Linked DNA regions of Mus musculus: all the other regions are linked to region 2. A link is a loop called in an ENCODE intact Hi-C map of the cell type or tissue named here. Cell type or tissue: heart. All regions are shown on one strand. Links, peaks and the distances in the headings refer to the core of each region. The heading gives the core; the rest is flanking DNA. Region 1 overlaps Atrn (attractin). Region 2 holds the start of 1700037H04Rik (RIKEN cDNA 1700037H04 gene). Region 3 overlaps Adam33 (a disintegrin and metallopeptidase domain 33). Region 4 has its middle 7.8 kb from the start of Siglec1.

The links. A loop is a pair of places that touch in the nucleus more often than their neighbours do. Peaks named below come from ENCODE experiments on the same cell type or tissue, not always from the same donor. Only the 100,000 strongest peaks of a DNase experiment are listed, where the experiment ranks them.
Region 1: it touches region 2 in a loop (3-fold over the local background); 5 of 42 quality-filtered maps call a loop at or near these places.
Region 3: it touches region 2 in a loop (6-fold over the local background); 4 of 42 quality-filtered maps call a loop at or near these places.
Region 4: a loop joins it to region 2, with 6 times the contacts of the local background. A loop is called at or near these places in 18 of 42 quality-filtered maps.

Annotation. Positions count from the first base shown.
Region 1 is chr2:130,957,615-130,965,546 of GRCm38, forward strand. Atrn (attractin) reads left to right here. Exons shown (of 29, transcript NM_009730.3): 8 at 291-534; 9 at 2,771-2,954; 10 at 3,906-4,060; 11 at 7,230-7,314. Among named protein-coding and RNA genes, the nearest start is that of Atrn, 55 kb to the left of the region's middle. In heart, for the core only: a CTCF peak has its summit at 4,427 (motif pointing right); no DNase peak of the experiment used is centred there.
Region 2 is chr2:131,157,105-131,165,036 of GRCm38, forward strand. It overlaps 1700037H04Rik (RIKEN cDNA 1700037H04 gene), which reads right to left and starts at 2,977. Exons shown (of 6, transcript NM_026091.3): 1 at 2,849-2,977. Gm14232 (a long non-coding RNA gene) reads left to right here and starts at 193. Exons shown (of 3, transcript XR_003954063.1): 1 at 193-247; 2 at 2,401-2,622. In heart, for the core only: a CTCF peak has its summit at 3,885; DNase peaks (open chromatin) are centred at 3,047 and 3,957; H3K4me3 peaks cover 2,424 bases; H3K27ac peaks cover 2,372 bases.
Region 3 is chr2:131,052,149-131,060,080 of GRCm38, forward strand. It overlaps Adam33 (a disintegrin and metallopeptidase domain 33), which reads right to left. Exons shown (of 21, transcript NM_033615.3): 3 at 6,514-6,590; 4 at 4,566-4,644; 5 at 4,317-4,393; 6 at 4,042-4,231; 7 at 3,766-3,831; 8 at 3,608-3,679; 9 at 3,348-3,514; 10 at 3,133-3,217; 11 at 2,914-3,056; 12 at 2,326-2,503; 13 at 2,124-2,213; 14 at 1,770-1,965; 15 at 1,537-1,645; 16 at 1,242-1,440; 3 more. Among named protein-coding and RNA genes, the nearest start is that of Adam33, 7.7 kb to the right of the region's middle. In heart, for the core only: CTCF peaks have their summits at 3,624 (motif pointing right) and 4,235 (motif pointing right); DNase peaks (open chromatin) are centred at 3,673 and 4,296; H3K4me3 peaks cover 2,959 bases; H3K27ac peaks cover 425 bases; H3K27me3 peaks cover 4,461 bases.
Region 4 is chr2:131,090,644-131,098,575 of GRCm38, forward strand. No RefSeq gene overlaps it. Among named protein-coding and RNA genes, the nearest start is that of Siglec1, 7.8 kb to the left of the region's middle. In heart, for the core only: no CTCF peak of the experiment used is centred there; DNase peaks (open chromatin) are centred at 4,398 and 6,008; H3K4me3 peaks cover 329 bases; H3K27ac peaks cover 1,741 bases; H3K27me3 peaks cover 225 bases.

The DNA of each region.
Region 1 (7,932 bases), core at 1,692-6,691, 200 kb before region 2:
AATGAGATTGTGAACCACTCATTGTTGTTTTCCAATATAATTTTTAAAAAGATGTATTTATTTTTATTTTATGTGTGTGGGTGTTTTGCCTGCATGTATGCCTGTGTATACTGTTCCTCCAGAGGTCAGAAGAGGATGGCATCAGAACTGGTGGCTGTTAGCTGCCATGTGGGTACTAGGAACTAAACCCGGGTCCTCTGCAAGAGCAGCAAGTGTTCATAAACTCTCTCTCCAGCCCTAGAGTTGATTTCTTAATGGTTTTAAAAATCCTGTTTACATCTTTCTTATAGGATAAAATCTACATGTATGGAGGAAAAATTGATTCAACAGGGAACGTGACCAATGAGCTGAGAGTATTTCATATTCATAATGAATCATGGGTATTGTTAACTCCGAAAGCTAAGGATCAGTATGCAGTGGTTGGACACTCAGCACACATTGTTACACTGGCATCTGGCCGTGTGGTCATGTTGGTCATCTTCGGTCATTGCCCACTCTATGGATATATAAGCGTTGTGCAGGAATATGACTTGGGTATGTATTTTTTCCAGTGGAGGCATCTTGAATATCATACTGAGAACCCCTGCCCTTATTATTAGGACACCGTAACAAAATTCAGCATGATCTTGATCCAGTACCTTGTCTTGAAATAGTATCAGTAGATAACTGGTGAGATTGAGGTTGTTGAAGTCCCTGTGCAACAGCTGTTTCTTACTTGTCAAGGTCTAGTCTTGGCTTGGGAGGGGTTCTGAGGAAAGGGGTGTCAAAAAACCCAAAAAGTCCAATTGTAGGTCCAAGCTGGCAGCTGTATATTGCATTAAGGAAAGCTGAGGGAAATTTGGGATATTTATTTCATCTATTAGTCTACATCAAGCAAGTCAAGCGCTCACAGTCAACGTTTGCACCCTCAAATTAGTAACAAAAGAGGGGGAACTGAGGAGTCCAGCATGGTCCTGGTTGGGACAGAATGACATGGTTCCAGCCCTGAGACAGGGGCAGCAGGTCCGGGCCTCCATGGATGTCACACTATGGACATAAACCTGTTTGTATAATAATGTACATATTTCATGCTCCTCTTCTGAGTAATGTCCTTCTGTTAATGTGAATGACTTCATGATAATCAGAGCCAGTGTGAGTCTGGGAAGTAAATGGTGGGACCTTCAGGACAGCTCTTAAGGCTGTGGAAAAGAACATGAGTTCAAAACCATATACTTCCTCAACTATACAAAAATAGAAGGATGCAATATGAATTGTATGAGGGGCTTCACAGATCTAAAGGAACAAAAGCAGCTTCGCTGTGAGCCAACTTGTCAGAAAGATATTGAGTAAGCAGTTAAAGAGATTTAGGGAGTGCTGATTGCTAGAGGAGGCCACCCAGCTAAGTTTGTGCTTACAAAGGCAGACAAAGTCCTGAGTTCAGGGTGGGCCTGGAACAGAGCAAGGTTAGTTAGACCTTGGTGTGGTAGAAATGGTAATTTCCAGACAGGATACCCAACTAGTTTTTGTGCTTAACAGAGGCAGGTAGATCTCTGAATTCTTTTGTAATGTTAAAAGGAAATGTGTGCTTGTTGTCTCCCAAGGGGCCTGAGTCCCAGGATGCTGATTTATAGGAAACCTGGAGTAACTGGGTTTATGACCTGCAGGAGACGAGCTATCCAGAATGTTTTTTGCAATAGCAAGAGAGAACTGCCTGGAGAACTGCCTTCAGCAAAGAATAGCAAGAGAAAGCTGTCTAGAGAGAGAGCTGTCTGTAGAGAAAGCCGGTCAGAGAGAAAGTAGACTGGAAAACTGTCTCCAGCTTGGACCCACAATTTGACTTTTTGTTTTTGTTGACAAGTTGCCCTCCCCCAGAAACACCTTCCTCAGGACCCCTCCCAAGCCAAGGCAGGGCCTTGGCCCTTCTTGTCAGCTTGCAAGGAGCCAAAGATAGCATTAAATGCTTTGGATATCAAAATAAGCAAAATGCAAAACAGTAAACACTCTAAAATAATTCTGGCTAGTCCTTTAAATATTAGGCCAGTGCACTGTTATTTTACCTTAATGTATAATCTTGTGTTACATTTTATTGTTTTTATTGTATAATAGGAATGTCAGAATTATAATTTTGTAACATTTGTTTGACATTCCTGTGAAAATGCATCTAAAGATCATTAAAGTGCATCTGAAGATCATAAGGACTCACTGAGGAGCACAGGGAATTAAGTGTCTGCTTAAGAGAACTTTGAATCTTTAATCTTTAGAATTTGTTTTAAAAATTTGAATCTTGCCAGTGTGGTGGCGCATCCCTTTGGTCCCAGCACTCAAGGGGCAGAGGCAGGTGTATCTCCATTAGTGTGAGGCCAGCCTGGTCTACAGAGCAAGTTCCAGGCCAGGCAGGGTACACAGAGAAACCCTAGCTTAACAAAACAAAACAAAATATGAATCTTTAAAAACTTGTTCTGTGAAAATTTCATACATGTATACAATATAGCTTGTTCATATCCACCGCCATTCCTTCCAGCTCCTCTAGGCTTTCCCAGTGCATCTCCTTCCTAGCCTTATGGCCTCCCTTTCAGGGTGAAGGTTAGCACACTGAGTCCAGTTAGTGCTGATCCGATGCAGTCTTGTCTAGATGGTCTTCTTTATAATAAGGTGAAAGTATATCCTAAACTTCCGTCTTTTGCTCTAAGGTGTTTAGACTTTAAACTAATGTTTAAATCGTTTAAATAATTTATTATTTCATAAGAAGAGGAGCCTGCAACATTGACTTTAACTATTGTCTCTTATCCAGAAAAGAACACATGGAGTATATTACATACTCAGGGTGCTCTTGTGCAAGGGGGTTATGGCCACAGTAGTGTTTATGATGACAGGACCAAGGCTCTGTACGTTCATGGTGGCTACAAGGCTTTCAGCGCCAACAAATACCGGCTTGCAGATGACCTCTACAGATACGATGTGGATACTCAGATGTGGTGGGTGTTTTCCTAGAGCTTTCCCTTGGTAGTCTAGAATCTGCAGAGGCAATTGATTAAAAATACTGTGCTATGGTTTGACTTTTGTTCAGCATTGTATGTAACAAAGTTAGGAGATCAATACAGTAATAGAGTTAAGGTACTAATGGTGCTGTTGCTGTCTGTTAGTGCTTAGTGCTTTAGACCTGATTCACTGAACTCTAGCAAGGTTTCCTCTCTTCAGAATTCTCAGCAATAAAAGCTGTGCTGATTTTATCCATACTTAAAAAGCATATCCTTCCTTTTCTCTTTTTGGTGTTGGGGATCAAACCTTGTACATGAATAGGCTATACCATCTTTATCCATTTACATCACCAAACAGGATGCTCTCGTGCCTATTTGATAGGGTTTTCACTCACTTCGAACTGAAACTTGGGTTGTAAGAGTATGGTACTTTTAGCAAATGGAAATAAATTTGAGTTATGATGCAATTATAAAGCACTGGTCTCTCTGTATTTCCCTCCTCCTTCTACTCCCTCCCTCTTCCTTTCTGACCCCCTCTCTCAACATACATTAGAGACCATGCTTTGACTGTCAATTTATGCTGTGCTGAAGATCAGGTCTTTAGTGGCTGTGAACCACGGAGCCTATGCAGTGGAAGTTCTGGTCTCTGGCTTTTGCCTTACTAATAAAACACTGAGCATAAATTTTGATTTGTATTTCACAATTCTTACCTGGAATTCTTAAGTGGAATTATGGAGCCATAGAGAATGAACATTTTAGGGCTTTTAATATAGTTTCCCGAAATTTTAACAGATTTTCATGATTGTTAAAGGAAGTGGCTTACGTATAGGGGGAAATCAAGTATTGCACATTTGAATCTAAAGTTATAAAGTAATTACATTTAAATTGGCAAATAAGTATTCTTTTAAAACTAACCTTATATTTATTATTTCTAAATAAACTCAAAAGGACCATTCTTAAGGACAGCCGATTTTTCCGTTACTTGCATACAGCTGTGATAGTGAGTGGAACCATGCTGGTGTTTGGAGGGAACACACACAATGACACTTCCATGAGCCACGGTGCCAAATGCTTCTCCTCAGACTTCATGGCTTATGACATTGGTAAGCTTTCCAAAGATGTTTTAGCTTCAGGAATATTTTCTTTGCTGATGGAAAGATCACTATGTTAAAATAATTGCACCATTTAAAAGAAGTCCAGGTGGTAGAATTTGCATTTAATTTGAGTAGGGTTACACATCTATTGAAAAGCATTATTTTGGATTAAACTACATTAAATTCTTTGTGAAATCACTCTTCTTAATTGCTTTAATTCTTTTTTTAGGTTGAGTTAATTGGTATCTTCTTTCTTATAAGTGCCTTACATAGTAGTGGTGGTAGTTGTAACCACCAGTGTTATGTTAAGTTTGATGGGATATGCTGTTTCCTAGAAACCTGGTTTTACACATGCTGTTGATGTCAATATACATGTGGCCAGAAGAGGGCAGTGTCTGTTTATTCCTGGAAAATAAACATCAGCTGCTCTGTTGTGTAAATATCACCCATGTGATGTTCTTTCTGTTTATTTGTCTTTGCATTTTGAGACAGCCTCACTATGTAGTCTAATTGGCTGAAGCTCAGTATATAGATCAAGGTGACCTTGAACTTAGAGAAATCCTCCTGCCTCTTCTGAGTGCTAAGATTAAAGATGTGTACTACGAATGAAAAAAAAAAATGTGTACTACCACACCTGACTAGAGATTCATTTTAAAAATTATTCTTATTGTGATAAAATGCTCAGAATAACACTCACCATCTTAATGTTTTAAGTAGTTTAGATTTAAATATATTCCTAGTGTTATTCATGTTATAATACCATCTGCTTGCCGACTTCTTGTAAAACTGAAACTCTGCCCTTAAACAATAGTTCCTCTCTTCATCCCTCACTCCAGCCTCTTGAAATCATTTTCTATATCTCTATGATTTTGACTAGTCTAAATTAGGCATTTTTTAAAAAAAATATTTTGTTTACTTGTATGTGTATGAGTGTTTTGCATGCATGTATGTTAAGCACACCATGTATATTCAGTGCCCATAGAAGCCAAAAGTAGGCATAGATTCCCCAGAGCTGGAATTACAGACTTTTGTGAGCCACCATGTGGGTGCTGGATACTGTGCCCAAATCCTTTGGAGGAATAGTGAGTCTTCTTAGCTGTTGAGCCATCTTGTCAGCCCTAGATGTTTGTTTTTAACAAACGTGTTTTTGCCAGCCATTGAGTTTTTAAATTGAGAATGGGGGGTACACTATAGTTAGTCCTTAGCTTCAAGCTTGTGGAAGCAGAAATGAGAAGACAATATAATCTTAACTCAGGAGGATTCTTGCTGGCTGAAACAAAGATGTGAAATTACCTCCGAGCACTCCTAAGCCACTGGGGTGAGCAGGGTGGTCTGGAGAGGCCTTGAAGAGAAGCTGTCTGAGCTTGTTCCTGGGGACACTGGGAGTCAAATAGACCTCCTGGGCAGGGGGATTTAGTGCAGACAAGAGGCAGGAAAGTACATGTCAAATATTTAGGACTTTTGAACCGCTACCTTTCTTTTGTCATGGTAACACAGAAGGTAGCAGGTGACTGTTAGACTAGAATGTTCAGATCTGATTCAGAGTGCCAGGGATCGTTGGTTGGTCTTGTGTAAAGTCTCACAAGTGATAGAATCATATGTGTGTCTTAGACTTTTTTTGTTGTAGGTATTTTAGATTTTTCTTGTTTTTCCTTTTTGTAAGTCTGGCCCTCACACTATGGTCCAGGCAGGCTTAAGACTTATGGTAACCATCCTACTCTGCCTTTATGGGCCACCATGACCAATTTAAGAAGCTCTCTTGGGTGGCATTGTGATAAGTGATCTGGAAGGGGCATATTGACAGTTAGCAGGCTGCTACTGCAGAAGTCCTAATTAGGTTTGTATCAAGGCCATGGAAGGAGCAGTGACTTCTAGTACCTGGCTGTTGTGTGTCTTGACAAAAATATAACTGCCCTTTCTTCCCAAGTGTCTACTATGGACCACCTTTGCCAAAACTAAAAGCAGATTCAGAGAAAAACATATCATGATTGCACATGGCTATAATCCCTGAACTTAGGAGGATGAGAAATATGGCAAGATTGAGACCAGTCTGAACTATCTAGTAAGACCGTGTCTTTAATAAAAATAGTAAAAATTATAAAATCAGGGAGTAGGATCTGGGAAGAAGAGAATGAAGTAAGTGTGGGGCATATCCAATTGGAGATGTCTTTAGGACAGAGCTGATTGCTGAGAGGTGGTTGTAGGAGAGGTGAGTTATTGTGGGGCATAAAAGATGAGCAAGAGTCAGAGACAGTTGGAGAACAGAGTCTGAACAAGAGTAGAGACTAAAGAGAGTGTCAGAGAAGCAGGGAGAAAATAGGTGAGATTGATGACCTGTGAGATATGTTAATGGCCAGAAGAGTGGCTAAAAATGACTGGAGAATCCTTCAGACTTGTCAACAAAGAAATCCTTTAGCCTAATTTAGGGTGCAGGCGGCTGAGGAAGGACATAGGTGAAATATGTGCTCTGTGTGTTCATTTTTATTAAAGCTTATCTGCAAAGGCCTCAGATTTGCTGTGTACTTGTAGCTGAGGCTCTTTTGAACTCCTGGTTCTCCTGGCTCCACCTTCCCAAGTGCTAGGATTACAGATGTGTGCCCTAGTTAAAATAGCTGTATACCTAGCATTAAAAATTTTAAGTTAGAAAATACTGTGGTGCTCCGGGGATGCATCTCAGCAGTAGAGTGCTTGCCTGCTATACACAAGGCCCTGGGACTGATCCCTAGCACCACAAATACTAAAGCAGACATTCTGGTAGGGAAAACTGGTAGACAGCAGAGTGGTGACCATCAGGAGGGGGGTTGTGGGTGATGAATGACTACATTAATTAGAAGTTCTGTGCAGTATATTTATTTCATGCCCTGAAACATTGCTGCTGCTGTTGCTGCTTTCCTTTACACATAATAACATAACTAAAAGACAGACAAGCATGTGGTATGAGGCTGTGGATGAGGCATTCTTTGTTTTCCTTTTTTTTTTTTTTTTGAGACAGGGTTTCTCTGACCTGGCTGTCTGAAACTCAGTAGGTAGAACAGGCTGGCCTTGAATGCACAGAGACCCTCCTGCTTCTGCCTTCTGAGTGCTGGGTTCAAAATTTATGTTTTTTTCTATAAAGACTGAGAGTTCACATGGACTATATATGACAACCTACTCTGAAATGTGTTTTTCTCCCCCTTAGCTTGTGACCGATGGTCAGTGCTTCCCAGACCTGAGCTCCATCATGATGTCAACAGATTTGGCCATTCAGCAGTCTTGTACAACAGGTAATTGGAAAGCAAAGGCTCTATTACTGTCTTACATCTTATATTCATTTTTAATATCAACTTCCTAACAGTTGTATCTGAATGGTAAGAGGTTTGGGGAGAAAAAAGGAGAGAAGGCAGTTCTAAGTGCACGATAAGGTAAGGGGAATAGGACTGGGAGGTTATGGGGTCAAAGAGCAAGTCTGAAGTCTGCACTATATCCAGGTGTGTGCTCAGGAATACTTTTCTGACCAGCAGAGCTCTTTTTCCATTTGCTCCAGGAACCTTAGTCCTGTAAAGGACATGCAAAGGACTAGGGTTGTGGGCCAGCAATAGAGTGTTTATCTAGCTTGCACAAGATCCTGAGTTCTGACCTCAGCATTTTGCCTTCTGCAAACACAGCATTTGCCATAAGGGACATGCAGAATGGCCATTTTACCTAGTCACTTGAAAGTGTGCTTTAAGATTGAGAAACTTAACAGCCTGCTGATGCTGACTTTTCTTATTTTGCTTCTGTTACTGCTTTCTGCTTCTTTCTTTAATACTCTAATGCTTACATTATATAGTCCTACAGGTATTCAAATTTTCTGTTGGAGTTTCCTAATACAAGTAATTTAACTTGCATTAGGAAAAGGATAA
Region 2 (7,932 bases), core at 1,764-6,763:
GCTTGGGGCTGGTGACTCTCAGGAACTTTTCACCCTCATCTCTTAGCCAACTCTTGCTCTGGAAGGCAACCTCCTCCCAAGTGAGGTTTCCGTCCACTCTCCCTCTGAGGGTTACGACAGTCAGTCAGTTCCTGCCCATGCGCACCCCAAGATGAACAAGCTGCTGAAAGCAAGACCTCCATTTCCTGCAGAGGCCAGACTCTGAAGGCGAGCCATCGTGCAGGAACCGCCTGTAACCCTAAGAATGGTAAGGCAAGTAACAGCAGGGACCCATGAGAGCCTGAAAAAACCAAACCTCCTTTCACACCAGACAACCTGCTAGTGGCCGCCCCATGGGAGCTACACTCATCCATACAAATTCCTCATTAGAAGCAGGAAAAGAGGCCACTGGGCCTCTCCCGCTGTAGTCCTGTCCACAGGGACCTGCTAGGCCACCTCACAACTTCTAGCCTGGCCATGCCTCCAGCCTGCACCTGTGCTAGCCAAGTTCCCACTGTCACCTAAACCACACAGACCCCTCCCCACCCTGGGGATGGGGGGACAGTAGCCAATCAAATTCAGACTAGACCCCCCCACACACACATGCCCCATTGGCTGTGAGGACAAGCCATTTCACTTCTCCAATAGAGTAAGCAGTGGCCTGCCTGCTCTTCTCTGGGCCTGTGTGGCTGTGCCTAGGACTCTGTGAAAATGCCAGCACCCTCTACTCTCCCTCCTCAACCCTTAACCACCACAAAAACAGAGCTCTGGGGACTTGGTTCCTAGAGCAAAGGCAATTTCACCGGAAGAAAGGCACTTCTGGTCACTCTTGGAGGAGTCCTCGGAGAGTTCAGCTTCTCAGAAACTAGCTAAGAGATGAAGGAGGCCCCTCCCCTGCCCTTCTTCCTTTCCTCACTCCAGGGCACCAGGCTCTGGGAAGACTATGGAGGAGGCTGCTGTGGTGCCTTTTCTACTTTAGGCCCCTCATCTGGCAAAGAAGATGATGCCCCTGCCCTTAGATGGCTGTCGACAAATCAGGAGTGAGAGGAGAGAAAACTGGGTATGGCAGCAGGCAGACTTGGTTAGTAGAAGCCGGAGGATCAGAGTTCAAGTCATCCTTGGCTACAGAGTGATTGTAAGGACAGTCTGGGCCACCTGAGACAATATCTCCAAATAATTAGTAAGTAAAAAACAAATATACATAAGTCAGGTGAGATCCTGGACAGCTTCAGGCGGGGGCACACTGAGGGCTTCTTGGTATTTCAGATGCTCTTAGGGAAATTGGAGTGACTAAAATGTGGGCGGGGAAAGCTCTGAAGCTACCTTCCCAAAGAGCTAGCATGTGGGTAAACAGGTGGTGGTTATGGAAAAATCCAGGGTCTTCGGTGTCATAAGGCCTTTTTCATTGTCCAGTCCAGGCTGCCCTGTTCTAGCACTCAAGCTCCAAGCTAAGAGGCAAAGGTGATCTACCCATGGCAAAACGGAACTCTTGCATTGTGACACTCTCTCTCCCTTCTGATTACCTACCTCTTCCCAGAGGCAGCCTTTAAGCCCCAAGGTATCACAGAGCCAATTTCAGCTTGCGTTGTGCTGTGTGGCTGGGAGCACAGCCCCAAACCTTTTACCGTCTCCTCTCTGAATCATTCTTCAACCACCATTCCCAACCCCATAAAAGCCCTTTCTATGTCAGAGCAGTAAACAACCTTCAATTCTTCCTACCACCTCCCCTACACCCATCCAGGGACCCAGTCACAGCTCAATCATCAGCCCAGCAGAAGCACTTATCCAACCTCCCCTTAAAGCTCAAAGAACACCCACTGAAGTCTCAGACAGGGAGTGCTACATGGAGGTCGCATGTGGAAGCAATCTTTCATCTCCTCAGCCTTGACCTATCTTTGGAGCCCCCTTCCCCAAAGCCAGGGATGCAAGGACGGTAATAGGTGTTTACTCTCACAAACAGTGGAGGGAAGGGTTGACCTGTGAAAAGGGTGTTAGTCCCTCCTGTCTACCAACCTGTGTGGTTCTCCTCTGCCTAGCATTCACTTCCCACATCCCCCTCTGACATCAAAGGAGGCTGCTTGGATTCATCTGGCCTCTAGATTGACTCTTTCACCCAAGAAGCAGAGACACGGGTGAAAGCTGCTCCTACCCCCCACCCACCCACCCACCACCCACCCAGCCCACCCCACCCCACCCCAGTGCAAAGCAATGCCCTACCTTCACATCCCACCACCAAGATTAAAGAGGAAAGACTCAAGCTGTCCAACCGAGCCCTGTTCACTAACAGGAGCACTGGTCCAGAACCTAAATCCAACCATTTCTGTGAGACACTGGAGAGGCTCTGGCTCTGGCCCTCTGGCCTTTCCTACCGCCATCCCTGTGGGTGTGGCACGCCCCACCTCAGTGTTATTGTTTTCTCAGGGGACAAGAGCAGCAGAACGGGCCTCAGACGTACCCACACCAAGAGCAAGGCCGCGGATCTGTCCATCTGAGATAATGCCCTGCGCTCTCTGAGCTCGCCAGGCTGACGCAGGAGTCTCTGGAGCCGACACTCCCAACATCAACATCCTCCTCATGATCGTGCCCGGGCACCGGAGGCTCAGAGGCTACTCTTCCAAGGTCACATAGAGCCACGAGGACCAGGTAGGAACGGGACGTCAGCCACATTTACGCCCCCACCCTCAGGTGTCACTTGTACCCTGCCCGCTAACCGTCATTTGTACCCAGGACCCCACATCCCCCACCCCATCCCGCTTCTACAGAGTTCCTCAGGCTAGAAAGCAAAGCCTCCAGCTCCAGCACAGCTGAGGATCTCAGACCCAGGAGCCGTCTCTGGTGAACTAGACGGAGCCCGGAGGGCCCATCTCACCTTGCAGGCGAGCCCCGCGGCCAGGCGGTCAGAAACGACCGCGGAGGCGGCGGTAGCAGCAGCAGAACGGGCTGGAGAGCGCGAGGAAGAGCCCCGCGCCGCATCAGCCTCGCGCCACGCCCTCTCCTCCTTCATTGGCTTGAGGGGCGTTGAGGGGCGGGGCTAGGGCACTTCAGACCAATGAGCTGTCTCTGAGATCCACCAATTAACGACGAGATTCCACATCACGTGTGCGCGGAGGCTGAGCCCCACGAGTCGACGTCACCCCAGCGGCACGAGCTTGGGTGATGAAGCGGGATGGGAGCTATGTTGGAACCGCTGCTGGAAACCGACCAGAGCGACCTTCCCCATGAGGTTTCCGATCCGCGGCAGTTTTGTCTAGGAGTTAAGCAGTCACCTTTCCTACTGGACTGAGTCTGGATTTCGGTCTTCCTTTCCCACCCATTCCCTATTCCAAATAAGCATTAGAACAAAGAAGGCACGCGGCGTAGGAAGGGGGGAAGGGAGCGTACGCGGGCGCCCCCGGGGACAGGAGCTTCTGCTCCTGGTCTCCAAGGAGGCGGTCGCCATGGCAGCGGGATGCGTCTCGACCCACCCGACAGGGTGTGGGCGTCTTCGTAGAGCACTTACTAAGGCTTGTGGATTTTTGCCACAGGCCCACCTGTCCGTGTGCGACTATCTCTATCCTTATATACACTGATTAGGACAAGAGGTTTAAAGTGCCGAAAGAGCAGTCAGAACACACAGGTTCCCGATCCTTCCAACTTAACTAGCGGAGACAGGCCTTGGACCGCTGAGAGCTTGCTTGTTTTTCCGATAGAATGTGGTCGCTGCCTGTAAGAGTCCTCAAGGTCCGACTCTTCCGTGTCCTTATGGCTGTTAACCTGACTCGGATCTTGTGTTCGCACGCTGGTAACAAATAGTCTTTCTGTGCTATTGTTTTCATAGCGTTACTTCAGAGGGCCCAGTGCTTCCCTGCTGTCTTCAGCAGGGCTTCTCAAACTTTTTATCGTTGTTTTGGATGGTACGTGCGCTCCCTACTGTTGAGAAAATTCTGTCCTCCAGAGCGGACATTGAGAACTTTTCATTCTAATCCCAGCCTACTCAACCCCTACTCCCACCTTTCCAGAAGCCCCGTGGTGTGTTCCATATCTGTTCTTTTCCAAGTCAGCAGACAGTGCCTCCAAAGTATCCTGAAGGCCACCACGCCAGGCAAAAGCAGCCTGCAGATGTATAGCCCCCGGAGACTTTTATAAATACTTTTCTTCCCATCTTCTTGCCCCTCATCCTACTTCTTCACAAAGGATTCTCATTTCCAGTCTTCTTTTGAAATATCAGATCTAACAACACATTCTCACATTTACATTCAAAACAAGAACCAAGGGCTTTGGGGGTAGCGGTCCCTGCCTTTCTGGAACGTCAGTTTACCATAGTCCCCTCTGATTCCTATTTCTCGCGTTTATTTTACTGCCTAGGTGTGTGTTGATTTTCAGTTTCAGGATTCCTGTTTCCCTTTTGCTGCTTTTCACTTGAAACCCATCTCTTGGTGAGCTCTATCGAAAGCAGAATAATCGCTAACAGTTTACTGTCTGAGGCAATTTTCTAATTGTCAACTCCTTTTAACATACTTTCTGAATATGTACGATAGGTAAGTTAATGTGCTAACAGACTCCCAAAGCAAGACACCCCTAGCTTACTGTGAGACCACCACACAAAAAGAACTGTGGTTTCTTGATCTTGCCAATACTCCTCATGTTCCTAGACTAAGCATCTTGGGTACCTGGGAAAACCTGTGATATGGAGCTGCCTGTACTAAAGCATGCTACATGTCTCCAGGAAAGGCCACAAATGGTTTTGGAAAGTTGCCTGGGGAAAATAAGGCTTTGAGTGCCGACAGAACACCAAGATAGAAGTTCTATGGCTGTTTCTCATTGTTCTCAGTGGGCCCGTGCACTGAGACGGTATGGCAACATCAGAAGTGCCCAGACCTATAAGGAGCTTCCTGGGCCCAAGGCCTTATTATCCAAAGCTAGGACAGCAGTCTCTATAGAGTTGAGGGCTGTAGATGAGAAGAGATGAGCAACTGCAGGTTAGGCAAACTCCACTTCCAGCTCTGAGTAGTCTGAACTTTATGAAATAAAAAAAAAACTATAATAAATCTCCTTGGAAAACTAATAATATGTAATAAAGTTGATAGATGCTTGGGGGCTAGAGAAATGCTTAGTAGATAAGAGAATTTGCTGCTCTAAGAGCAGGATTTGAGCTGGTCAGTGGTGGCACATGCCTTTAATCCCAGCACTTGAGAGGCAGAGGCAGGTGGATTTCCGAGTTCAAGGCCTACCTGGTTTACAGAGTGAGTTCCAGGACAGCCAGGGCTACACAGAGAAACCCTGTCTTGAAACAAAACAAAAGACCAGGATTTGAGCCTGGTGGTGGTGGCACACACTTTTAATCTCAGAACTCGGGAGGCAGAGACAGGTGAACCTCTGAGTTTGAGGCCAGCCTGGTCTACAAGAACAGCCAGAGCTATTACACAGAGAAACCCTGTTTCAGAAACAAACAAACCAATAAACCAGGATTTGGTTCCCAACACCCACTTACAACTGCCTGTAATTCCAATTCCAAGAGATCTGATTCCCTCTTCTGGTATCCTTGGACTCTGCACACATGTGGTTACACATACAGACAAGCCCATGCACATGCACGCACACACACAAACACACACAAATAAAAATTTGTTTGAGCAGGGCAGTGGTGGCACATGCCTTTAATCCCAGCACTTAGGAGGCAGAGGCAGGCGGATTTCTGAGTTCGAGGCCAGACTGGTCTACAAATTGAGTTCCAGGGCAGCCAGGGCTATATAGAAAAACCCTGTCTCAAAAAAACAAAAACAAAAACAAAAACAAGTTTGATAGATGCTAAAAATATTACATTATTTCTCTTGTGCACAGGCACACACACATGGTTCCATGTGTGTCTGTGTGTGTGTGTGTGTGTGTGTGTGTGTGTGTGTGTATCAAAGCATTTGTAATAGGCCCTGTGATGGTTTAAATATGCTTGGCCCAGGGAGTGGCACTATTTGTAGGTGTGGCCTTGTTGAAGTAGGTGTGGCCTAGTTGGAGTGGTGTGTCACTGTGGGCATGTATTTTTAAGACCCTCATCCTAGCTGCCTGGAAGTCAGTCTTCTCCTAGTGGCCTTCAGATGAAGATGTAGAACTCTCAGCTCCTCTTGACTGGATGCTGTCATGCTCCCACCTTGATGATGATGGACTGTAGCTCTGAACCTGTAAGCCAGCCACAATTAAATGTTGTCCTTATAAGAGTCGCCTTGGCGTGGTGGCGCATGCCTTTAATCCCAGCACTTGGGAGGCAGAGGCAGGTGGATTCCTGAGTTCGAGGCCAGCCTGGTCTACAGAGTGAGTTCCAGGACACCCAGGGCTATACAGAGAAACCCTGTCTCAAAAAACCAAAAGAAAAAGAGTCGCCTTGGTCATAGTGTCTGTTCACAGCAGTAAAACACTTACTGAGCCAAGCTCAAACAGGAATAAATCAAATATATATCAACAATAAAATAAACAAATTACACTGTTGTTATACAATGATATCAGTGACAAAGGACAAGCTGAATGAATGCAAAAATATAGATATTCTTAAAGACAATATTGAGCAAAAGATACTGGATACAAAAAATAACATCTACTTTTGAATTTTAGTGCGTTTCTTTTGATAAATGCACTATGTATTTCTCTTAAGAATATATCTAGGGTTTTCTGGTATATAGCCTGTTGTAGCTTTATAAAGTGCTACTTAGCTCGTATGAAGAGCATTTTTCAAATTTTCCTTCACATATGTTTTGAATAAGGACGGGCTACAACAGACATTTTTGCATGAGATTTAAAGATTGGAAGAAAAATAGCAGCAATACAGAATTTGACATTTACAAGCTCCAAGGAAGAGATCTGTCACCCACACACTTTGTTGATCTGCTAACTTACCTCACTGACATAGATTAGCAGATATGCCTACAAGGACTCTGTATTTTCCTGATTCTCCTCTGACTCCTGGGGCAGCTGACCCAGGGGGCCGCCGCCGCTGCTTCTGCAGTTCACGCGCAGGAGGACCAGAAGCAGTAAGAGCTGACACCGGGTTCACTTTGTTCAGGAGCTTCTGCCCTTGGATTCCACTGTGTTCCATTTAATGTCCATCTTCCCTTCCCAACTCATAATCTTTGGACTTGAAACTCCAGTGTTAGATATAAAAACATTAACTTTCCTGGGGCCTGGTGCCATTTGGCCTATAATCCCCCTGCTACGTGAGAGGCTGAGGCACAAGGTTCAAAAGCTGAAGATCTCCCAGGGCTGCAGAGTGAGTTTAAAGGCAGACTAAGCAAATTAGTGGAACATTATCTGAAAAGTCTTAAAAAATGATTGAGTATGGGAATATAGCCTGGGGGAGAATGCTTGCATAGTATGGTAAGGCCCTGTGCTCATTTCCTAGTACATAAAAGAGGCAGAGAAGCCTTGCAGAGACTGTTTAACCATCTCCAAAAATTACCTGTATTTAAATCCCTGTAAGAAACTTCCTGTGATTGTTGGTCAGATGGCTCAGTGGTTATGGGTAATCTTATGAGGACCCAAGTTTGGTTCCTAGTACCCACTTCAGGCAGCTCACAATAGCCTGTACCTCCAACTCCAGAGGGATATGGCTTGCACAGCACCTGTATTCATTTACCTACACTCACACACACACCAGACATGGTGGTGCACACAGTCCCAGCACTTGAAAGACAAGAGGCAGGCAGATCTCTGTGAATTCAAGTCCAGCTTGTTCTACATAGTGAGTTGTAGAGTAACCAGGGCTAAATAGTGAAACCTGAAGCAGACAGGTGAGGGGAAGTTTTAATGAAGCAGACACGTGAGAGGGCACATGATGCTTGGAAAGAGTATAAATGGAACCCCACAAACAGTGAAAGGATGTTCTTGCATTTCAATTCCATGCAATACTTCGCTAGTTTTCACTGGGCACACAATGCTGCACTGGTCTTGCTTCTTCGATGGTCTTCACTGGTCATAGAGAGAAACATG
Region 3 (7,932 bases), core at 1,178-6,177, 110 kb before region 2:
CCAACCCAACCCTGCCCTTCCCTCAATTGGTCTAGAACACTTCCAAGTTCAGACAGGGACATAATGTGCCTGACTTGCCCGAGGGGCCTAGTGAGGAGGCTGCCCTCGGTAGATAATGTGTGCTATCAGGTGGCATTTCTGCCTGCCAGAAAATTGGGTTTACAGCACTGTGATCTACAGGGGACAGAGGCACAGAGTCCTGGCACAGAAAGAGCAACACTATAGCTGGCCAGTTTATAGGGAGCACAAAGGGGTCCTTGGCTAGCACCGAGGGACCTGAAGGGAGTAATTAGGGCAAAGGCCATGGGAGATGGCTGATATTGAGACAAGGAAGCTAGAGTCGTCTTCAGGACAAAGCGGAGCACAGGCTGTGTTGAATTTCTTTAAAGCAGAAAAAAACCAACAACAACAAAAAACATAAAACAAAAAAATCAAGGGAAGCCCATGGAAAGGACCACACCACCAAGTGCTGGTCAGGGCAGTGATACACACCACGGACTTCTTCCCACAGCCTGGGAGCTCTCACTACATCTAGAGAATAAGGATCCCATCTAGCTTCCTAAAGCCCCAGCTCCCTGTAGCCTCTCACTCTACAAAGCCCTGAAGAGTTCTGAGAAGCAGGAGCCATGGGGGCAGGCTCAGGAAGAGAGACCTGAGCACCGAACCTACCTATTCCATAGGGGGTCCCTCCTGCAGCACAGTCCCCTTCGATGACAGAATGTTGGGAGCTGGTAGTAGCACCAGGCTAGGCCAGCCCCAGGGAGCAGAGGCAGCAGGAAGCTGAGGAGCATGGCCAAGGGGAAGGCATCTCGGTCTGTGGAGGGCAGGGGTGCTGAGTCTCAAGCAGGCTACTGCCCAGGTGGTTCCTGCCTGCCCCCACCCCACTGGCATACTTGCAGACTGTGCAGGGCCACTATCCACGCTACCACCCAAGCCAGGCTTGTCACAGAAGGGTGGAGCCCAGCCAGCAGCACAGTGACAGTTACGATTGCTATTGCAAACCTAAGATGAGGATAGAAAAGTCACCAGGTAGCAAGGACCTCCAAGGTCACCCTGACCCCTTAGGCTACTCACCCCACCGTTATGGCAGGCAGTCAAGCAACGTTCCAGCTCCTGGGAGGTAGCATTCTGACAGTGCCTGTCCTGGCACACCTATGGGCATTGTGCCCACTGGGCAGTGAGGAGAACACTTTGGCATGGAGGACTCAATAACCAGGAGGGGTTGGGTGGGCAGGGCTCACCATTCTAGGTCCACAGCCGGTGCCTGGCTCTACCAGACCCAAGTCAAGCTGGTCCAGGTGACTATCTGGGAGCACAAAGGCCCCTCGGCAAACCACTTCGCGGCCCTCTAGGAGAATTGTGGAGTCCATAGTCACTATGTGCGGCACTAGTGGGTTCGGCTCCCCTCCCTGGCACAGCAGTTTCCCACACAGAGCGTCCCTGGGGAGGAAGTGGAAGGTGGTCAACAACTTGGAGTGTTCCCTCCGCATGCTCCGCCCTACTTTACAGCTGCAGACCCTCAGCATCACACCTCACCTCTGAGCACAAGGCAGGAAGCTACCCTTGTGGTCCTGGCCACAGTTCCCTTGCGAATTCCCCATGGAGTTCATCTGCTGGAAACATGGCTCTGGGGCCGGCTTGGACCCTGGGGGGAGGGGGAGTAAGAAGCGGGCAGCTCGGGCCTCAGTTCCACGGGTGGAGCTTGCCCTCAGTAGAAAACCGCAGGTTTTAGTATTGGTCAGGGCACCAGGACCAGCGTGCGGTCTCACCAGGCCCCCATAGCTGCTGGCACTGCTGCTCCAGCGTGGGACACCAGCCGTCTAGGCAATAGCCGCGACCCTCAGCGCAGGGTGAGCCATCCAGTAGGTAAACATCTGCGGGGCAATACGGGGAGGTGCCGGTGCAGAACTCGGGGAGATCGCAGTCAGTCGCAGCAGGACGACAAGGCGTGCCCGCGGACTTTAACTACACCAGAGACCCATTAAGGGAAAGCAGAGAGATCTTTGCTGAAAGCCCGAGGGAGTGCTACGTGAACCCATACACTGGGTCAAACTCACACTCAGAAAAGGGACTAGAAGTCCCAGCCCAGCTAAGATGTACAGGGCGCTCCCCAGTATCCTCACCAGGCACCTCGCACAGCAATCACCGTGGGCACATTGAGCCCCCGCACGCAGGGAGCAATTGTGGGCAAAGCAGCAGGGGTCTGGGCACTTCTGAAGTCAGAAAGGAGAGAACAGAACACGTGATGGTGGAGCAAGCTAGACCTGGGAAAGGCTGGGAGCATGGGTTAGCCTTGAACCCCAGGGACGAAGATGACGATCTGACCTGGCCAGAACCGCAGTCGCACTCTTCTCCTGCTTCCAAGAAGCCGTTTCCGCAGCGGCTGGGCAGCACCAGGAGCCCCGGCGCCGAGGTGTTGGAGAGGCAAGGACCGCCCCCTTTGCGGAAGAAGGTGCGCAGCTGGCGGCGGCTGCAGGCGCTGAAGACGCGCGGGAAAGGGTGCCTGCAGATGGAAGATGGATGTCATTGGTGGTGTGGGGACCATCTCGGGTGCTGGAGCCACCTCCTAAGCTCAGGCTACTTCTGCACTCTGGGCCCTGAGGTTAGCCACACAGCCCTCAAGATGTGCTGTTTCTTTCTAAGCTAAGCGAGCAATCGAGAGAGAGAGGAGCCTAGGAACTGGAGACAGGAGGCTGTGACGCTAAAATCGGGCAGTCCGGGCCCCAAGGAGGACCAAGGATCAGAGTGGAGTACCCTAGTCCCGCAGTCATTCTGAGACTCCACCTTATCAGCATCTTTCCCACCGAGGCCCTATTAGCAGGCTGTTATCTTTACTAAAGAGGGAACTGAGGGGTAACCAAAGAAACGCAGTCGCTTTGTCTAGGTCCGGTAACAACGACCTTCTTTGCGTACCCTGTGGCTGCCTCCATGACGCAGCCTCCTTGCTCTGCATCGGCCTGCACGCAGCAGCCCTCGGGATCATGGTGGAGGCCCAGGCTGTGGCCTATCTCGTGGGCCATGGTGGCTGCTGTGCCGATGGGGAGTTCCGAGTGGTCCTGAGGAGCCGGGTTTCACTGAGGACCACAAACCCTACCCAAACCTCTCTCCTCCTAGGTCCCCAGCAGAGCTTACTGTGCTCACACCTCCGGAGCTCTCCGCGCGGCATATGCCCTCCACAGGTGCCAGGCCCACCGTGGTACCCTGGAAGGTGCGGCCCCTAAGGATGATGGAGCAGGGCGTGACTGGGTGGAGTTGGAAATAAGGACATCCCGCAACCGGGGTGTGTGTGTGTGTGTGTGTGTGTGTGTGTGTGTGTGTGTGTGTGTGTGTGTGTAAATGGCACCCACGTGAGCAGTTGTGTGGAGTCGTGTGGTCTCCTGGCCCACACCCCGCGGCGCCACTGTAGGAAAGCCCAGAGCGTTTCGTTTGCGTCCTGAGTGATGCGACTGAGATCCTGCTCGGTCCACACTTCCAGCCCGGTCAACACCAACTGTATATCCAGAGTCCTGAGAATCTGAGGGAGAGACCTGCTGAAGCCAGGAACCAGGCACTCACCAGAGCTTTTCAACTGCCTCACTCCCAACCTTCAGCGCCCTAATCATCCAACCTGGTCCACGCAATTGGCAACCTCCAGGAGGCGCTGTCTCGTGTGGTTCAAGTTCTGATGCTGAAGCAAGAACTGAGAAGGCAGAGAGGTCCCTGGGTCATAACGGTGCTGAGCAGGCTCCCGCCCAGCCCAGTCAGACCTCTTAGGTCTCTCCTCACCAGGGTGTGGTCAGCCACTATGTACAGTTCCAGGTACCTGGGACTCCTGCGCGCCTCTCGCCTCACCTGGGAGGAGCAAATGGTGAGGGGCAGGCTGCTTGACCGAATCCTTGGCCACACACCGTGATCCCCCCGGGCAGGGGAGGGGATAGTTAAACTTCTGCTCAAACTTGATTCTTCAGCCTCTGAATTAAAACAGGGAGACCCCGTCCAGGACCCGCATTCCTGTGTCCTCTGCTTTGAAGGACCAGTCCCACTCTAGTCTGTACCCCTTACCCGGCTCTGGGGGACATGAGGAAGACTGGCCATTCCTGCTTTGTATTGGGAGTTCTTGTCTCTCTGGACCCCTCTCCAGGTGAACAACTGCTCCATCCGGAAGATCTCGTGGGTTGGGAAGTCTTTGGTATCCCCAGGAGTCCGAGGTTGCAGATAATAGCTGACTTTGCTGCTGAGCACAATAAGGCCACTAGAGTGCAGTGGATAGCAAGGATGTGTGAACAGGAAGCGCTCACCTCTGCCGCAGCCCCAGGCCCTCTCCCCCAACGCCTTACCTCATCCCAGAGCAGGTGCTGAGAACCACCCAGGATTCCCGGAAGCCCCTCACACGCCCGTGATATTGGCAATGATCCTAGAGAGGAAGAGGCTCATACCCACATCTGAGTAGGAGCTCAAGTTGGTGGGACAAGGAGGAAGTGGGGCCTGAAGGCAGACTACAACCTCCTTAGGAATGCAAAACAGGACAGGGTAGGCATTGAGGCTGCACCCTCCCCATGTTCTCAGATCCCATGAAAGTGTCTCACCGTGTGGTTGGGGGACAGCACTACCGGATGCCCATCTGGCCTGTAGTGGGTTTCTGTGTATCCTGGGGCCAGAAGCTTGCTGGAAAGGGGGAGGGTTAGGAGTCACTGGATTTAGACCTGCATCCTGCCGCTTGCTTCCAGCTCTCCTCCCTGAGTGCTAGCGGAGGCATTCAGTGTGTCAGAGAGAAAGGAGACACTGTGCCTCAAAGAGAAAACCTCAGGCAAAAAGAAGACAAAGGTCTGGAGCGAGTCCTGAGGTGGGTTAGTCAAGGGGATGGGAAGTGTGGGAAGCACCCAGAAGGACAGGCTGGGGACCTTTGGTGCTGTGGAGCCTGCTGCAGGCAGGTGTGTGTGTGTGTGTGTGTGTGTGTGTGTGTGTGTGTGTGTGTGTGTGCCAGGAGATACTACCTCAGAGAGGCCAAGTAGGGCCAGGGTACTCCTGCCTTTGCTGAGCGGACCCCAGGCCCTCCAGTTCTCCTCAGACTGCTAGATCTCATGTCTCCATCTGTCCCTCAGTGATGCGTACTTCCGACTTCCACCTGCCTGTAGCTGCTTCTGTTCAGCCACCCGGGGAAGGGTCCCTTTACCTGGAGCTAGACTCTATCAGTAATGTTTCCATTTTCAGGCTTCTTCCCTGTCCCCACCAGGAACATTGCAACCATAAATAAATAGCTGCTTTTCTTCCTTTCTTTCTTTCTTTCTTTCTTTCTTTCTTTCTTTCTTTCTTTCTTTCTTTCTCTCTCTCTTTCTTTTTCTTCCTTCCTTCCTTTCTTCCTTCCTTCTCTTTCTTTCTTTCCTTCTTTCTTTTCTTTTCCTCCTTCTCCTTCTCCCTCTTTTTCTCTTTCCCTCTTCCTCACTCCTTTATATTTTGAGACTGGATTTTGCTAAGTTGCCTAGGCTGGTCTTGAACTCATTCTTTATAACTCAGGCAGTCCCTGACTTGACTCTGTGTTTCTCCTGCCCAGAGGAGCCGGACTTACAGGCCTCTACCTCCATGCCTGACTTCAATTGCTCTTCCTTACAGAAAATCCTGACTCCAAATTCACATTGTCCTCCATCAAAAACCCAGGCTGTTGTACGGCCAGCCATCCTTACACACATTACAACTCTGCTGCTTTGCTGGCTGCACTCATACATGCTAACGTTCAATGTGTGCACACATGTACAAGACCGTTTAGTAGGAAGGGATGTGGCACTGTCAGGAACTGTGGTTTGGCGTGGTGTTTGCAGTTTGTTCCCAGTCTGTCTGATTCCATGGAGAGAATAAAATGAATGAGTGCCTTCTGCAATGTCCGTAAGAAAGCAGACATGAGCGAGTGGTGTGGTTGGTGGTGGAGTCTGCAGTTCCACGCCTCCATCTTGCTTACCCTCTGCACTCCTTCGACACTGTGTTTCTCCTTTACCACCTCCCGTTCTTTGACTCTTTAGGTCCATCCAAGATCTTTAGCACTAAGATGCCCTCTTCGATCGGCCCCACTGGGAAGCCCCCCACCCCAGCCCTCTCCTCTCTGTTCCCTTCCACGCAGATGGAGGCATTCCAGGTAGACCAGATGTCTCTGTTCTCTTCCACGCAGATGGAGGCATTCCAGGTAGACCAGATGAACTGTCACCATTGGATTTGACCTTCGCAGCTTTTTCTTCTGCCATCTGTGGAAGTTCCCTTTGCCTAAGAATTCCCTTTGAATTAAGGTATCAGTCAATGTCTGTTCTGGTGCTCACTCTTCTCCAGCGGGGAGCCGCCCATCCAGCTGCTCCAGGGTATGAGATGACCAGGTATGTACTTCCTACAGTTGGGTTCAGTCCACTGTAGCCCCAAGTACATCCGCCACTCTCCCTGTCACTCCCACTGCTGCTTCCCACCCAGCCCCCAACCCCCTCCCAGAAAGCACTGATCCTCTCCAGAGAGGGTCTTTGTCTGGACTTCAGCAACCCCCCCGCTGGTACTCACTGCTTCTTCTCCAGTTCAAGCAGGAGATCCTGGCCTTCAGCCTCTAAAGCCACCAGCACCGAGTCAGGCTTCAAGATCTGACCGAGAAGGAACGCAGTGACACACTAGGCCCCAAGGCCACCTGGCTGCCCAGGAACCGGTAGGATGTAGAGCTGCCTAGTGAGAAAGCTCATAGGAACAGCTGGCTCTCGCATTGCAGGGAGTGGATATGTGTGGGAGTTGTAACTTAGAGATGTTCTCAGTGCTTGTGTTTGTGACAACGGACCCTTAAAGATGCATAACCACCATATACGGACATAGCAGTTGCTACGTTGCCTGGCATATGTTGTTATGTCTGCTATGGACATATGCTATGGCCATAGTCAGGAGCCCCATGAAAAGGCAGGAAAAGCAGGAGGCAGTGGGCACTGAGGGTGATGTGGGTCATTGGGTGGGCTACAGCTTTGGCCATCTCTTGTACTACCTGCAACCTTGCTTCTGTTTTGTTTGTATGCTTGTTTGCTTGCTTGCTAGTTTGCTGTGGGTGCTATAGATCAAACCCAGGGCCTTGCACATGCCAAGCAAGCACCAAATCACCCAGCTGCATCCACAGCTCCTGGTTGCACATCTCTCCATCTTGCTGCCTTTCCCTCATTCCTGAGAGAACCCAAACTTTTTCCTCCACCTTCAGTTCTGACAAACTGCCCGATCCTCTGAAATTCCTCTGAGCTGGCCTCATAACTGAACTCATGAAGTAAACATGAAACCCAACTTTGGCTCCCTAAAAAGTGTTGACTCTCTTAGCTAGATGTCAGAAGGGCTGGCCTTGGCCCTCTAGCCACCTCTCCTCTCTCACTGACTTGGTCTCTCTCAGGCTAGTCCACTTAGCCTGGCTAGAAGCCAGAACTGGAACTAGCCCAAGAGATTCCAGGGGAGGCTGCTGTATTTTTTTTTTAAATGTTTTCCCCACCCACGATGGCTTTCCCTTTTTATCCCAAAATGCACTGGGCTGGGACCCTGGCCAAGAATCTTTCAGGGCCCTTCTGCAGCAGGTGTAGAGAAGATGGCCCTCACTTCCCCAGCCACAGGCTCCACAAGGGCCCAAACATGAGCTTATATGGTTGGAGTGCCTCTTGCTTTATGGGAAAATGTCTGCTCTGGGAGAAAGGCAGTAGCCCCAGTGGAAGGTCCCTTCCCTCTGCGGCCCTTGCTGCCTTTACTTCTGCTCCAGGGTCTCCCTCCCCCTTTGTGCACCATCCCCATCCTGCAGTACAACCCTGTTTGTGAAATACACACACCCTGCCAAAGCTCTTCCTGGCCTGGCCTCACAGGCTTCCTAACGCAGAGCAGAGTCCCCCTGGGATTCTCTCACAGACCGAGCCAGGCAAGGAGAGAGGCCACCATCAGGGGAACCCGTGCATGTCCACAAGCCATCTTTGC
Region 4 (7,932 bases), core at 1,899-6,898, 66 kb before region 2:
ATGTAGTACGTGGTTGGAGCTGCCACTCCAGAGAAGGGAGCCTGAGATGGAAGTAGCTGCTATGGAGGAGGGAGGAGGGTTATGGCTGGGCCAAGGCTGAGGCTGGAGAGGACCTAGCATGGGGCAGGGGGATAGCTTGGATTTCATGTTTAGGGTTTGCAAGGGTTTAGAGGGTCCAGGAGTCACACCTACGTGCATACCCTATCTCAGAAAAGCCGAGGCCTACTCCACTCCCCACTCCTCCTCTCCAGGCCCAGAGATGGAAGTGTCTGTGCCATGGGAGGAAATGGCTGCTGGGCAGGCTGACCTGCCTTCCAGAGAAGAGAACAGGAAGGAAGGCCAAGAACTCCGAGCAGCTGGTTCTCTGCTTCTGCTTCCCAGGAGAGGAGGATCCTGTCCTGGGGGCTGTTTCCTCTTTCCTGAACCCTCAACCCTCTCTCTGTCCAGCTGATATCTGGCTCAGAGGGCAGCTGAGGGCCTTGCACAATCTCGGAACAGGAAAAGCCTTAGACATGGGACAGCCCCCATTGGACCAAGAACTTGGGGACTTGAGCAGCTGAGGTGGGACCCAGGACCACAGTGAAGTTTTCTCCCAGACAAATGAGAAGAGAGGCCGGTATTTTCATTCTCTGGCCAGGCTTAGACCTGTCTCTTTGGACCACCTAGCCTTTGGGGAGAGTCTCCGGGAGGCAAATCTGACCTGGGAACATCACAGGCAAGTGGATCAAGGCATTCCCTTCCAAGTCCTCCAAGAGTCTCCCTATACCCCCTACAGGTTGGGAGTATCCAAACCAGGCATGGTGGCACACAAATGCAATCCTAGCACTCAGAAGGCTGAAGCAGGAGGACTTCAAGTTCAAGGCTAGGCTCTGCTACAAAGTGAGGCCTTGTTTGAATAAAGAGGAAACAAGACCACAGAAATGCCTCAGGGATTAAGAGCACTGGCTGCTCTTTCAGAAGACTCAAGTTAGAATCTCAGCACCCACATGGCAGCTCTCAACCTTCTGTCACTCCAGCTCCAAAGGAACTTGTCATCCTCTTCTGGCCTCTGTAGATAAATGCATGTGTATCCATGGGGGCAACCCCTGCCACACACACACACACACACACACACACACACACACACTAAAACACACACACACACAAAAACAAAGCCATAAAAAAAACTCCACCATTACTTTTTGTTTGTTTGTTTTTGTTTTTTGAGACAGGATTTCTCTGTGTAGCCCTGGCTGTCCTGGAACTCACTCTGTAGACCAGGCTGGCCTCAAATTCATATAGATCTACCTGCCTCTGCCTCAAGAGTGCTGGGACTAAATGCATGAGCCACCACCACCAGGCCCACAAACCACTCTTATAGTACAAGATTCTCTGCCATTTGAGGGCCTACTATGTGCAGCTGACATAGGGAGCTGCAGCTAATTGGGTCTATTTCCATCTTTTGTTAGTGTGTGTGTGTCTGTGTGTGAGACAGAGAGAGACAGAGAGGCAGAGAGATAGAGAGACAGAGACAGACAGACAGACAGTGTGCACAAGTGGGAAGTCCTGCTCTATCCCTTCACATCTGTTTGGAACAGGGCCATCTCACTGAACCTGGACTAGCCTGGTGACCAGCAAGCCACAGTGATCCTGTCTCCACCCCTTAGAGTGTGAGAATTAAAGGTACAAACAGCCATACCAGAATATTTTACGTGGCTGCTGAGATCTGAACCCAGACTCAGCAGCTCAATCTCTTACCTGCTTACCCACTCTCAAGCCATCTTCCTCCTTCCTTTTTTTTTTTTTTTTTTTTTTGTTTTTAGACTCACTATCTAGGCCAGGTTGGCCTTGAACTCAGCACCATGCCCACCTCATTTATTCCTTCCTCAGTGACAAGTTGACACATCACTACCTGCTCTTCTGTACTTTACAGACCAGGTTCTTCCACTTGGCAAAGGTAACTATGTTCTCCGGCCTTTAATTCTGGTCTTGGCTCTGTGACCTTTTTGACCAATAGATGTTAATGGACAAGACAGAAGCAAGTTCTTCAAAATGTCCTTCTGTGGTGGCCTCCCCACATGTGTCCTTGCCACTGTCGTACAAAGAACAGGCTACAGGTAGCACGTTGGCCAAGATAGGAGATATGACACATGGGTAGACAGAAGCAGTGGTCTAGAACAAAGTCTAGCTGTGTGAGCCTGCACCCGCCAGACCTGAGCCACCCTGATACCCTGTGGGGTGACTATAGGTGCCATACCAAGTTTCTCTGCAGCTCTGGGGATTTACTGGTGACTGGCAATGGGGGCTTGAGGTCCTACTTGTTCAACTCCCTTAGCAGGCTAAGGCCTGGAGGCCTGGACTGGTTTGCTCTTCCTTAGCGTGAGGAGGCAGAGTCGGGATTGGCTTCTCTGGCCCAAGCAGGCAACTCCTCTCCTCCTCCTTTCCTTGGGTCAATGGAAACCTCCATAAATAAAAAGCCCAAGGCAGCTCTGAGGTGAGGGAGACTCCTGCACTTGAAGTGAGTCTGCATGGTCGCTGTGAAGTGGGTTCCGTCCGTCTCATTTTAGGTGGAAGAATCCATCTGTGGAGATATTTTGAGATTTGCCCAGAGAATATTCGTCTTGATTAAAAAAAAAAAAAAAAAAAAAAGATGAGAGGTGGGTGAGCTGGAACAGAAGATCAGATGGGGAAGGGGAGGGAGCATGGGAGAGGAAGCTAGAATGGAGGGCCATTTGAGGGGTGGTATGGGAAATGTAGTGCAGTGGAAACTCCCTAAAATATATAAAATACATGAACCTCCGAATAATGGGGGACACGGAGTTGGGGTCATGATTCATTTTCTTGTCACTAAACAAAGCTTACAGTACGGGACTGGGTCATATCCAATTGAGTCGTTGGCCAAAGGGTTCCATGGAAATCCCCAAACAGCCCAGGCTGTTGACAAGACAACAGGTTGCTCTCCACAAACCGATATAACAAGTTTCCATTGCTGAAGGCAATACCCACACAACTCATTGAACACGGAGAGGTCGAGCTGGTGCCTACACAGAGCTTTAACCACTATAGTCTGGTGTCTTTGGTAAAGGTACTCTGCATGCTACCAAAAGAGAAACATAACACCAACCCAGCCACAAACCCTTTGACCTACAATACTGTCCTGCCTGCAAGACATGCTAGAGCAACGGTGACACCGCTGTGGCAGCAGCCAACCAATGTCTAATTTAGCTTAAGGTCCATGCCACCAATGGTAACCTTGTTTAGGTGACCAAGAGTCAGAGCCTAGATAGCCCAGGGACCTAGGGTAAAGCTGAATACTACTTTGTCTTCTTTAAAGTAGTAATCAAGTGACTCCTAATGGTATTCTGCTATACTCATAGATCTGTGTCTTGTTCAGCCATCGTGAGAGAAACTTCCTCCTGCAGCAGATGAGAACAATAAAGACCCCTAGCCAGACATCATGCAAAGAGAGCGAGAGACTTTGGAACGCTCAACTCCAAAGGAGATGTCTCCATCAACTCCCTCCCCTCAGAGCTCAGGGAAGCCTACAGAAGAGGAGGGAAAGATAATAGAAGGCAGACGGGACAGGACCAGGAGAGCAAAGCTCGTGTGACCTCACAGAGACCAAAGCAGCAAGCACAGGGCCTACCCGGGGCCACACAGGTCCTCTGTGGATATGGTACAGCTTCTAGCTTAGGATTTTATGGAACTCCTGAGTGTGTAAACAAGTGGGTCTCTGATTCTTCTGCCTTCTCTTGAGTTGCCTGGTCCAGTCTCGGGTGATGGCTTTTGTTTTATTAAATCTTATTTTGATAAGTTTGGTTGTTATCTCTCAGAAGTCTGTTCTTTTCTAATAAGACACAGAAAGGGAGTGGATCCAGATGATAAGGGAGGAGGGGAAGGAGGGGAAACCATAATCAGAATATTTATACGAGAAAAGAACCCATTTTCAATAAAAGGGGGAAAATTGGCTACAAAACCCAAACCTCCAAATAGCAGCAGTATAAATAAACCAGAATGTGTCTCAAGTTAGCACTGGCATACAGCTTATGTTTGCGTGTGAATGGGTTAAAATAGAGATTTATTACATAGTCCCTGGGTGGCCTTGAACTTGTGATCTTCTTGCCTCAGCTTTCTTAGTGCTTGGATTACAGCTGTGTGCTGCCATGTATCTGGCAACTTGATCATTTTGAAACTGGACTCCTTTGTTTCCAGTCAGCTATATTCAATGAATGCTTCTACTCATGGTCCAAGGTGGCTACTGGTTGCTCCAGCCATTAAGCAAGACAGAGAACCAGCTTTGTAACTGGGTAAATACTACAGATTCATTACTAAGTCCATTCATTTCTCCTACTCAGGCTCTGGGCTCCTGTGAAGGAGCCCCAGCCAGTTTTTGCAGTGTTTGTGCAGAGCCTCCAGCCTCCCCCAGAGGGCGCCAGAGCCCTCTGCTTCCTCCTCCTTCAGATACCAGGGTTTTTTGCATTAGAGGTGTGGGGCTCTTTGCTGGCTAGATTTTTTGAAGGTCCTGGGGGGGCAACTGAGCTCTCATACCTGGATCCAAAACAGGAAGCATGAATCTTTTGGAACATCAAAGCCAATCCCAACAACACACCTCTTCCAGCAAGACCACACTCCTTTTTTTATTATTAGATATTTTCTTCATTTACAATTCAAATGCTATGGTCCCCTATACCCTCCCCCAGCCCTGCTCCCCAACCCACCCCCTCCTGCTTTCTGGCCCTGGCATTTCCCTGTACTGGAGCATATGATCTTCGCAAGACCAAGGGCCTCTCCTCCCATTGATGGCCGCCTAGGCCATCCTCTGCTACATATGCAACTAGAGACACAGTTCTGGGGGCTACTGGTTAGTTCATATTGTTGATCCTCCTATAGGGTTGCCGACCCCTTCAGCTCCTTGGGTATTTTCTCTAGCTCCTCCATTGGGGGCCCTGTGTTCCATACAATAGATGACCGTGAGCATCCACTTCTGTATTTGCCAGGCACTGGCCTAGCCTCACCAGAAACAGCTATATCAGGGTCCTGTCAGCAGAATCTTGCTGGCATCTGCAATAGTGTCTGGGTTTGGTGGTTGTATATGGGATGGATCCCCAGGTGGGGCAGTCTCTGGATGGTCCTTCCTTCCATCTCAGCTCTGAACTTTGTCTTTGTAACTCCTTCCATGGGGTATTTTGTTCCCTATTCTAGGAAGGAACGAAGTATCCACCCTTTGAAGGCCACACTCTTAATCAAACAGCCCCCAACTGGGAACCAAGTATTTAAATACCAGAGTGGTGGGATGTTCAGCCCATCTTGAAGAGCAATAGCTATCTCACCTCCTGCCACAGGGACCACTTGCATAAAGATCAGTTACTAGATGGTGAAGGAGAAAGAGCAGAGAGAGAGGTTGTAAAGTCAGTGAAAGATGAATTGGGTGTAGAAATGCAAGTCTGTAATCCCACACTCAGAGGGTGGAGGCAGGAAGATTGGGGGATCAGGACCTGCTACATGACCCTAATTTAAAACAAACAAACAAACAAACAAACAAGCACAAAACAATAACACCAAGCTTGGTAGTACATGCCTATAATGCCAGCACTTGGGAGGCTGAGGAAGGACAATCTAGAGTTAGAGACCAGCCCATTCTACATAATGAAACAGAAGGAGGGAGGGAGGGAGCCTAGGGGTGTGGCTCAATAGAATTGCCTAGAATGCACAAGGTCCTGAGTTTGACCCCCAGCACTACATGGGGGTGGGGAGTGGGGACAGGGACAGAAGAAGAGGAGAGGGAAGAGGAGAAGAAAAAAGAAGCGGAAGAGGAGGAGGGGGAGGAGAAAGAAGAGGATCGAGAGGAGGAGGAGGAGGAGGAAGAGGAGGAAGAAAGAAAAAATGGATAGTAAACAGCTACTGAGGGCTGGGGCCTGGTGCAGTCCTGGCAGCTTTTTGAGTGCAGTACGTGGAGGCTAAGGAGCCTCCGAGCCAGCTTGTACTATCATCTCCGTTCACAGGAAGCTGAGTCACGGGGAGGTAAAGAAACTGGAGCCGGGGGTTTGTGCAGCAGCTGGGCGGGGATGGAATGTGAACAGGGGCAGCCATTTCCTGAGGCCAGCTCTGAACCACCCAGATACACTGCTGGCTAAAAGAACCAGTAAACAAAAGGTGAGCAGACCGACCCAAACAGAGAACACAAAGAACAGAACGGCTAGGAAAGGGGACATTTTAACGCCATTACATTCATAAAACCATAAAGCAGCCATCAAAGAAAAGAACAGAAATAAGTCCTGGGAATTTTAAATAGAATAGCTAAAAGGAAATTTTAATAGAAAGGAATATGAAATTCTGTGGTTAAGGGTTCCAAAATCAATCCACTCTTCTTTTTTCTAATTGTAATTTATTCTTTGTGTAGGTGTGCATGTACGTGTGTGTGTGTGCGTGTGTGTGTGTATGTACGTGTGTGTGTGCATGTGTGAGTGTATGTGTGTATGAACGTGCATGCATGCATGTGTGTGTACTTGCATGTGAGTATATGCATGTACCTGTGTGTGTGTGTGTGTGTGTGTGTGTGTGTGTGTGTGTGTGTGTGTGTGTGGTTCCGTGAGGTCAGAGGACATCGTTGTGGAGTTGCTTCACTCTTTCTACCTTTAAGGGGTTCTCCTGCTCATGTAGCAAGTGCTTCACGAGTGAGCCTCCTCATCCTCCTTTCACTCCTCTTTACTGGTGAGAGTGTGGGGGAGCTTGGGGACAGAAGGGCCTTGATTTCAACCAAAGCCATATTACCACTAAAATCCCAGTGACAAGAGGATAAGGAGTTCAAAGCCACCAGCCACTACATAGCAAGTTCCAAGCCAGCATGAGAAACAGGGTTTCAAAATACAAACAAACAAAAAGCCCTAGCTCTGTATTCTCTAGTGGATAGGTACAATCAGGCTGGGTCCTGTTTAGTACACAAGAGGGGCATGCTCCCACTGGGAGAAGCCCGGATAAATACAAGACTAAAGGCAGAAGAGAGACACTGTGACCCTGGGTCCTTAAATATATCACCCAGTCCCGGGATTAAGCCTTCCCTAAAGCTAAAAGCTACAAGGGCTCCAATTAATTATCCAATTATCTTTGTCTCCACTGTCTCCATCAGCCCTCAGATGAGCCACTGTGAAGGTAAGCTGCCAGGACTCAGTTGCAAGCTCATCTTTAAGGAGAAACTTACAACAAACTGAAATCACATAATTGCCTTGAGAGAGCAATTCATCAAAGAAAGGTACCAGGAGGGGAAGCCTGGGAGTGTAGCTCAGTAGCTGAGTACATCTCAGAGCCCAAAAGGAATAAAAGAAAAAGGGGGAAGGCAGGAAGAGAGAGAGATGGAGAGGAGGCTAAGAAGGCAGGAAGGGATACTGGCTAAACCCAGTAGTGGGCCCATTCTTCACTTACACAGCACCCAGGCTTGAGAATGTGTGCACGGCAAACAGGCTTGGAGACGCCTGGTTTTTATCACAGGAAGAAATAGAAGAGAACTAGAGAACTAGACGTGGTGGTGCATGCCTTTAATCCCAGAACTAGGGAGGCAGAGACAGGCGAATCCCTGCATTTGAGGCCAGTCTGGTGTACATACAAGTTCCAGGACAGCCAGGGTCACAGAGAGAGACCTGTCTCAAGGAAGAAAGGAAGGGAGAAAGGAAGGGAGGAGGGAGGGAGGAAGGAAGAATGGAAGAAAGGAAGGAAGGAAAGAAGAAAGAGAGAGAGAGAAGGAGGAGGAAGAGGAGGAGGAGGAGGACAAATGGAAGGAAGGAAAGTGTGACTATGCCCACTGCTCTCTCTGCAGTTACTAAAAAGCCTTATTTTCTTTCTACTGTAATCCAAAGAACCATTCTTTCACTAATCCTCACATCCGATTGCCACATCAATGTCATAGGTGGAGAAGTCTCAGTTCTCCTCTTCTTTCCTCCAATAGAGACCCTGGGCAGT